Linked DNA regions of Homo sapiens: region 1 is linked to region 2. Evidence: chromatin loops called from intact Hi-C (ENCODE). Cell type or tissue: Caco-2. All regions are shown on one strand.

Evidence for each region. A loop is a pair of places that touch in the nucleus more often than their neighbours do. Peaks named below come from ENCODE experiments on the same cell type or tissue, not always from the same donor. Only the 100,000 strongest peaks of a DNase experiment are listed, where the experiment ranks them.
Region 1: it touches region 2 in a loop (7-fold over the local background); 1 of 110 quality-filtered maps calls a loop at or near these places.

What each region holds. Positions count from the first base shown.
Region 1 is chr6:147,079,864-147,083,863 of GRCh38, reverse strand. All of the region lies in intron 4 of STXBP5-AS1 (STXBP5 antisense RNA 1), which reads left to right. Among named protein-coding and RNA genes, the nearest start is that of LUADT1, 77 kb to the left of the region's middle. In Caco-2, no CTCF peak of the experiment used is centred here; a DNase peak (open chromatin) is centred at 2,463.
Region 2 is chr6:146,979,428-146,983,427 of GRCh38, reverse strand. The region is part of intron 6 of STXBP5-AS1 (STXBP5 antisense RNA 1); the gene reads left to right. Among named protein-coding and RNA genes, the nearest start is that of LUADT1, 180 kb to the left of the region's middle. In Caco-2, no CTCF peak of the experiment used is centred here; DNase peaks (open chromatin) are centred at 1,227 and 2,217.

The sequences.
Region 1 (4,000 bases), 100 kb before region 2:
AGATCAAATCTAGAGCAAAGGCAGCAGAGAGGTTTTATCTTAATCATCAAGGTAAATTTTTAAATAGTGGATTCTTGGAGCACTATGTTGAGAACAATTTTGAGATTCAGCAGAAAAGGTTGATAAGCAATATCTGTGTTTACTATCCTTAACTTAAAGTGAATTTTTTGCTATCCTTAACTTAAAGTGAGTTTTTCCAGAACACTCAGCAATTGTCTTTGTTCTTAATTCCCAGGATCTAAGGAAAGTGCAATACAAAAGGGAAATTTCAGCTTCATCTGTGGATGAATTGTAAATTTGTTTTTAAAATAATTGAGCATGGATTTAGGTTTCTAGTTTTTTTCTTTCTTGATATTTTCTGTACTGGAACCATTTGTCCTGCTTCAGCGGTATTTAAGACAGGTGCCACTGTAGCGTCAAGTTAAGAAATATTCCATGGCAGTAAATTCAGTAGTTAAATGCATGAACACAGCGCTTGATTAATGTAATAGCAACTGCGAGTATGCATTAAAGACCAGAATTTGGCCATGTGTGTCTACAATTTTGAGAAAACGACATGGATAAACTATGAAACTCTAAAACTTGTATACAGGAGGATTTGTAATAGAAATGAAATGAGCCCTACACTTAATATTGCCTGAGTCACTCTGCTAATCATTTAGAGACCTGGGAACCATAGAAACATCCTTCTTTGTTCACTCAGTGCTTCTGGCTTCCTTGATGTCCACAGGAACCCAGATCTTGAGAAGAAGAGGACTTTTGCCCTCCATTCTGTCTTCATAAGGAAAAGGGAGAAGTGGAGAGTGAACAAATGGAGACACAGTTTAACGTTTATCTAACTGCGTGCTTCATTTAGAAAGATGCTTGCAATTTGTGTAGAACTACAGGGATTCTCTATTCTTCTCACTTCCAACTGGCAAAAGTGAGAACCTGGGAGAGGCTTTGGAAGAGGAGCCCCAAGCCCTTTATATGAGGCTTCAGATGGTCAACAAATATTCACTCATCACAAATTGGGGGCAAGATATTGGGCTTGGTGCTGGGGACATGGACATGAATTAAACATGGGTCCTGCCTCCAAGGCTCTTAAAATCCAGTACAAGACCTAAGATGTGTTTGCCAATCACTCCAATAGGAGGTGGAAAGCCAAAGTGCCATAGGAGAGGTGAATTGTTTCCAGAGTTCAGAGGGAGGATGACCTTAGTACATATAGGTGCCAGCCAGTCCTTCTGGTTTGCTGGCTGGCTTTTTAAGTCTGTGCATGTGTGATTATGGGGCAACTCCTGATTGGTGTTCTTTGCTTAGCTGCATGAGTAGCCAGAGTATGCATACTCACCTTCCTGGCCTTGTAAGAGAAACTGAACTCATATTTTTAGGTATTTATAAGTATCTTATATGATTTGGCTCTTTATTTAATATGAGCACCGTTGAATTTTTCTTTATGGCAGAACATTTTTTTTTCTAGATGGATTTTCGCTCTTTCACCCAGGCTGGAGAGAAGTGGTGCGATCTTGGCTCACTGCAACCTCCACCCCTCAGGTTCAAGTGATTCTCCTGCTCAGCCTCCCAAGTAGCTGGGGTTATAAGCCTCCGCCACCATGCCCAGCTAATTTTTATATTTTTAGTAGAGATGGGGTTTCACCATGTTGGCCAGGCTGGTTTCAAACACCTGACCTCAGGTGATCTGCTTGCCTCAGCCTCCCAAAGTGCTACAATTACAGGTGTGAGCCACCTCGCCCAGCACAATGCAGAACATTTTCATGATTCGTTGTCTTAGTAAAGTGTCATGTTCATTTTATTTTCAGTAGAGCCAGGAGTTTATGGGCTGCATTGACAATAAATTATCCTCTCTAAGCATAAGTCAAAGGGTAGAAAACAAAGAAAAATATTGTGGTACTGTGGTAAGTGCCTGCTATTTATAGTTAAATACACAGTTTTTAATGTTTCTGAATATGTTATATATCTTATAGATTCAAACTCTACCAATTGGAAGAAGGCAAATCAGAGGAAAATCAATTATTTTGTAGCTTTCTCCAAATAAAAATGTTTCCTTTAGTATGTATAAATTACTAATTAATATCAAACAGTGATCTCTAGGAGAATTTGATAATTACTGTTTTCAATAGAAATCTTGTAACTCATAACTTAAAAATAGTTCTTTAAACCTATAACAATTTATTATTGAATTCAGCCAAAGCCTACTGAAGGAATTCTAGAATTCTTGAGCTTTTGAGAGGATCATACAAGGAAAAAAATTACCTACTGTGTATCTGGGATGAACTAACAGCCATCCTCCTTAAGTTATAGGACACTAAGAGAAGACCAGGATGTGAGGAGTTAATATCCACTCCAACCTCATCTGTTCCTTCATGTTATTCTTTTTCTCCTTGTCCTTCTTTTGGAAGCAATCTCCACCCATAGACTGACAACTTTCATGTAGCTGTCATTTTTGAGGAATGCAGGCAAACCAGTTTTTAGAGATTGCTGAGTATGACTCCTATCCACAATGACCTTTATGCTGTACATTTATGTTGGAAAATAATTAAAATGAACAGAGTCGACAGTGTGCAAATAATGCGGCATAATTTGGTTTGGCTACATTTGACCTTCTTTGTATGCCATGTTTCATTATTTAGCTTCTTTTGCACACAGAATCTAGTCAAGCATTCATGCATGTGCATGGCAAGAAATAGGTTTGCAGGATGTTTGACAGCTCAGGGAAAGTGATAAAGCAATGTTGTCAAACAGCAGCACAAAAGGCCTAAGAAGCACTAAGTGAGTCGTCAATAAGTGGTAACGTCACTATAAATTATCAAATCAAAACATCTTCAATGTGAAAACAATAAAGTCGTGAATTCCTAGAATTCTTAGAACTCAATCACTTAAAATCTTAAGGATTTTAACACTTCAGAGACAAAATGGAAAGTGAGATTCGGATTCTCTTTCTTTTCTTTCTTTTTTTGAGATGGAGTTTCGCTCTTGTCGCCCAGGCTGGAGTGCAATGGTGCGATCTCGGCTCACTGCAACCTCCGCTTTCCAGGTTCAAGCGATTCTCCTGCCTCAGCCTCCTGAGTAGCTGCAATCACAGGTGTGCGCCAAAGTGCCCAGCCAATTTTTGTATTTTTAGTAGAGATGGGGGTTTCACCATGTTGGCCAGGCTGGTCTCGAACTTCTGACCTTAAGTGATCTGCACACCTCGGCCTCCCAGAGTGCTGGGATTCCAAGCGTGAGCCACTGCACCTGGCCTAGATTCTCTTTCTATTGTTAGTAGATCCTGTGACATTGGCCAAGTTATTGAATCTCTTTTTTATTTTCCTACTCTGTAAAATGTCACTGATGATAACTGCTCTACCTACCTTTCAAAGTGGCCATGAGGGTCAAAGGAGAGGGTGTCTGGGGAAGTGCGCTAAAGTGCTGTGCAAATAGTAGTCATTCTATCCAGCCTCCTGCACAGAGAATGAAGGCTCAATAAATGCTTGAGATGTCAATGAGCCAGGTGTGATGGCTCCTGCCTGTAATCCTAGCACTTTGGGAGGCCGAGGTCGAAGGATTGCTTGAGCCTAGGGGTTTGAAACCAGCTGGGCAAAAAGTGAGATCCTGTCTCTACAAAAATAACAATAAGAAAATTAGCCGGGGACTGCTATTCAGGAGGCTAAGATGGGAGGATCCCTTGAACTCAGAAGTTCACAGCTGGAGTTAGCTATGATCCTGTCACTGCACTCCAGCCTGGGTGACAGAGTGAGACCTTGTCACACACAACAAAAGTGAATGGACTGTGACTCTAACACACCTGAAGTTTTTGAAACCATAAAAAATCATGATCTCAATGATCAACATGCTAAATTTGAAAGTGAGTTTAGTATATTTTAGGGAATAAAATGAACAAGAATGGCAAAGGAATCATAACGTAGTTTGGTTTCTCCAAACATCTGTAATTGTAGATCATAGATGAGAATGTCATTCTGACATGCAGACTTTGGATAAAAAGCATCATTTTGACTTA
Region 2 (4,000 bases):
AAATTCTAAGTTTTCTTTCCATTACTTTTGTGGTTTTAAAATATATCTAAGTCTTCAATCCATTTGAAATTTTTGTATGTGTATAGTGTGGGAAGAAATATAACAATTTTCTTTCAAATAAATGACAATTAGTAAAAGTGATCTTTGTTGTGTGTGTGTTTGTGTGTGTATACACATCTTTGTCAGTTTATGTTATGAGTCTTATTTTGGCTTTGAAAAAGATAATAGGAAGATTTTTATCTTTACATGATCTGGAAATGTTTAAATAACATATGAATATTTTTGAAAGGCTTGCAAAGATTTCTTATAAAAACTGGCAATTTTGGGGAGTAACTTTATTTCATTTGTTATTTTTGGTCTGTTTAGGTTTTCTATATTTTCTGGAATTTCTTTTGATAATTTATATTTTCCTAGAAAACTATCAGTGGTTAGCTACCACTTTGTTTTGTTAAAATATTTTTCTACCCATTTGCAGGCAATTTACTTTCACATATATTTACCCATTCCAATTTCTATTTTCTAATTCATTAATTTCTGGTTCTTCTTTATTCATTCTTTCATTTTGCCTTTCTTAGGGATTTTCTTGTTGCTGTTGTTCTTGAAATGAATACTTTATTCAATACCTTATTGTTCAGTGCTGTAAGTGTTTCGACTACCAATTTTCCTCTCTGTACAGCTTTGACCGTATGTCTTAGTTTTCAAATTTCAATACTTGAAAATTAAGAATTTTCATTTTTATTATTTTGTAATTATTCTTTTGACTTATTTCAATAATACACTTTCTGAGAAGGAGTTTACGTTTTTAAGAGATTGGGTTGTTTTTACTACATTTCAATTCTGCTAGTACTTGCTAGTTTACGGAATTCTAGATGAAAATATAAATTATTTGTACTTTTTGGTATCTATTCATGTTTTCCTTGAGCGTTAATATACAATCACATTTTCTAAATGATCTAATGATCTACAGGTGCTTTATGGTGAATTCCCCATTTTTATGGCAATATATAAAGTATCTAATAACATATATATGTTGTATTTTGCCATCAAATAGATACAAAATGTATTAGTATTTTATATTATTATGTTACTCAGCATAATCTTTCAATTCCCTTTTCCTAAAGCCCCTGTGATGCTGTTAAAGCAGATTCCCGGGTGCCATTCCTAAAGACTCCGATTGGGTGAGTCTAAAATCCAAAGAAAAGCCCTACTACAGTGAGCATGCTCTTTGCTGCGTGGGAGATAGGAGTGGCTGAGGGAAGCCCTGTACATTCAGATCTTTTGTTTGACAATCTGTGTTTATTTATTCAGCTCAGCTGACTCTGTTTAGCAGCAATACAACTAACTACTTCTTTATCTCCTTCCCCTTTTTGATCTCCAGATCATTTCTTAGGGTTAGAAGTATTATGATATATTGGCACTCTGTGCTCTATCTCAATTTTGTTAAAAACTTATTGTTTGGAGTGTATCCATTTCCTAGTTTCATTGAGCATGGAATTTGCTCTCTCATATTATTTTGCTGCTCTGGTGGTTTTAAAGAGAGATCATTTTCAAGAGAAGTTTTTTTTAATGTCTTTTTTCTTTAGTTCTGCTATTTCTTTTATTCATCTCAATCTGTAATCTTATCTCTTATCTATCGCTTTGCAAAGTCTATGTTTCCCTTAATTTTCTCAAGTGCAAAGCATTTTCTGCCTAAAAAAATATTCCAGAGTCAAACTTCTTAATCTGGTTTCAGTGTGCTACATTTATATTCTCATTTTGAAATATTCTTCTTGCATAGTTTCTCCATCTTCTCTTCTTTTCTATTTTATTTCAATAACACAGGCTCATGTAGGTTTGATCTCCCTTCTCCCCAGTGATAGTGTGGTTGTATTCTTGGGATCACTACCTATTTTCCAGGGAATTATTAAGTTCCTTCCTTTAAAGTCCATGTTGGACAATTTAGCTAATTCCATATTTCAGTTATTCAGCAGCCTGAGCATGATAGAAAGTTGAGTACCTTGTCAGTCACAACTGGGTAATTAGGTAAAATTCTGTGAGACATTTCTTGATGTTTGAAAAATGGTAATAGAGTCCAGTTTGAGAAGATAGAGGTAATCCTTTCCTGCCCAGAGATGTACACATCCGTTGTGGAGTCACCTTCTTCAGGGACAACTTGTCACACTAGTTTGACAGTGCTTGGGGGAAATATTTCATGGTTCACGGACTTTCTGTCTCAGAAGGTGAATATGTTTTCTCCACCATGGATCGCTGCCCTTGGTGCTATTGATTGGGAGCTGTGAAAATGTCAGAAATTCAGTCTTTCTCTCATGCCTTATCTTCATCTTCAGACTTTGCCCCTTTAGTACATATTTTGATAGCAATACAATGTACCACAATGCTCTTTGCAGATAAGGCAACTAAGTCATGGAGATGTTAAGTAAATCAATCAGCCCCAAGTTTAGAGATGGAATGTGAACACAGGTGACCTAACAGCCTGGCTCTTTACCACTATGCTATCCCTTCTTTCTACCAATATTTACTGAAGGCCGATGATACAAGGCCCTTAGCTGGTAGGGCATCATAATATGATTTCATGGGAGAGCTTGAGATTTTTAGATCTACAGATAATACATAAGACTTGTTTAAGCAAAGTACCCACTGTCTCTTCAATTTATGAGTCTTTCAATTTATATGCTTGCTGATGTCCCTTTCTGCCAATTCTCTCCTGGAAATGCACACAGACACTATAATAGCTAAAAGGCATTCAGCCTGAGAGAGCAGAAGGAGAATAGAGGTACAAACCATCTGCAAATGCAATAATCAACCTCTGGATAATTGAAAACTGATTAAATCATATTATGATTATTTTTTCTAGGAGATTTGTCCAAGGCTTTCTAATAATAATCCAAAACACGGTAGTTGTTTTGTAACTTTTGTGATAGGCCTACTCTTTCAGGTGTCTGCTAAAGAGATGATTAAGAGGAATTCATTAATTAATCAAACATTCTGTTCAGTTCTTCCTTTTTTTTTTTTTTCATTCTAACTGCAGTTGATATTTTTCGGGGTACAGGAAGTATCATGATTCAATTGGCTGAGGGAAACAAAGAGCATTTTTCGATAACAACTCAGTCAGAGGTCAGTTGCCAGGATTTTATTGTTCATCCCCACACAGTAAGATGATTTCTTTTCTCTTGTCTTTAGCTTGACACCAATATGAGGAAGCCTAAGTTTCCTCTGCTATGTTTGGTGATTGATTTTTGTAGCTGGGGAAGCATCCTTTCACTGCATGAAGACCTGGGTCTACCAAGGCTTCTGCAGGGAACTGCTGGAGCACAAAGTATTCATCTCAAAGTTTGTTTTAGAGAGACTTGGGAAATTTTAAAAGCTTACCGAGGCAGTACAGCAAATGCAGCCTAATATTAATACCATATACTACCAGGAATAGCAAGTCCAGAGCAAGTAACCCTACTTCCCACATCCAGGCTGGCAAAGCTCATTGGTCAGGTTCTCTAAACTATGCTCTGCCCATATCCACCTTTAAATTCTTTCCAATATCCCAGAAGCTAATATACTCCATAAGGCTAAGAACAAATAATCCAAGTTAATATAAAAGCAAGTAAATAAACGAGCACCTATCTGACAGCCTTGCATGGAGCGACAAACCATCTAGGTAGTCCTTACAGTTCTGAAGTTTTCCTCTCACATTCAGCAGAGCTCTCAACCATCCTTCTAGAGTTTGCCATATTGTTTAGCTCTTTCCCTTAACAAACAAATGAGAAAACTTAAATAATAGTTGTAATTATGTAGGTTATTCTACTTCTCAGTAGAAGTGTGATGCAGGGTATTTTGGTCTGTCTTGAACTAGGCTCAGCTCCCTGGTTTTTGTAGAATCACGGACTCATTTCCTTCGTGCCATTTGGATTTTTTTTAGCCTCTGGGTTCTTCTCCTCAACTCTACTCTAAGAGCCAGTAGTATTTATTGAAAGAGTGCTATGTTTCTAGGCATTTTACATCATTACCT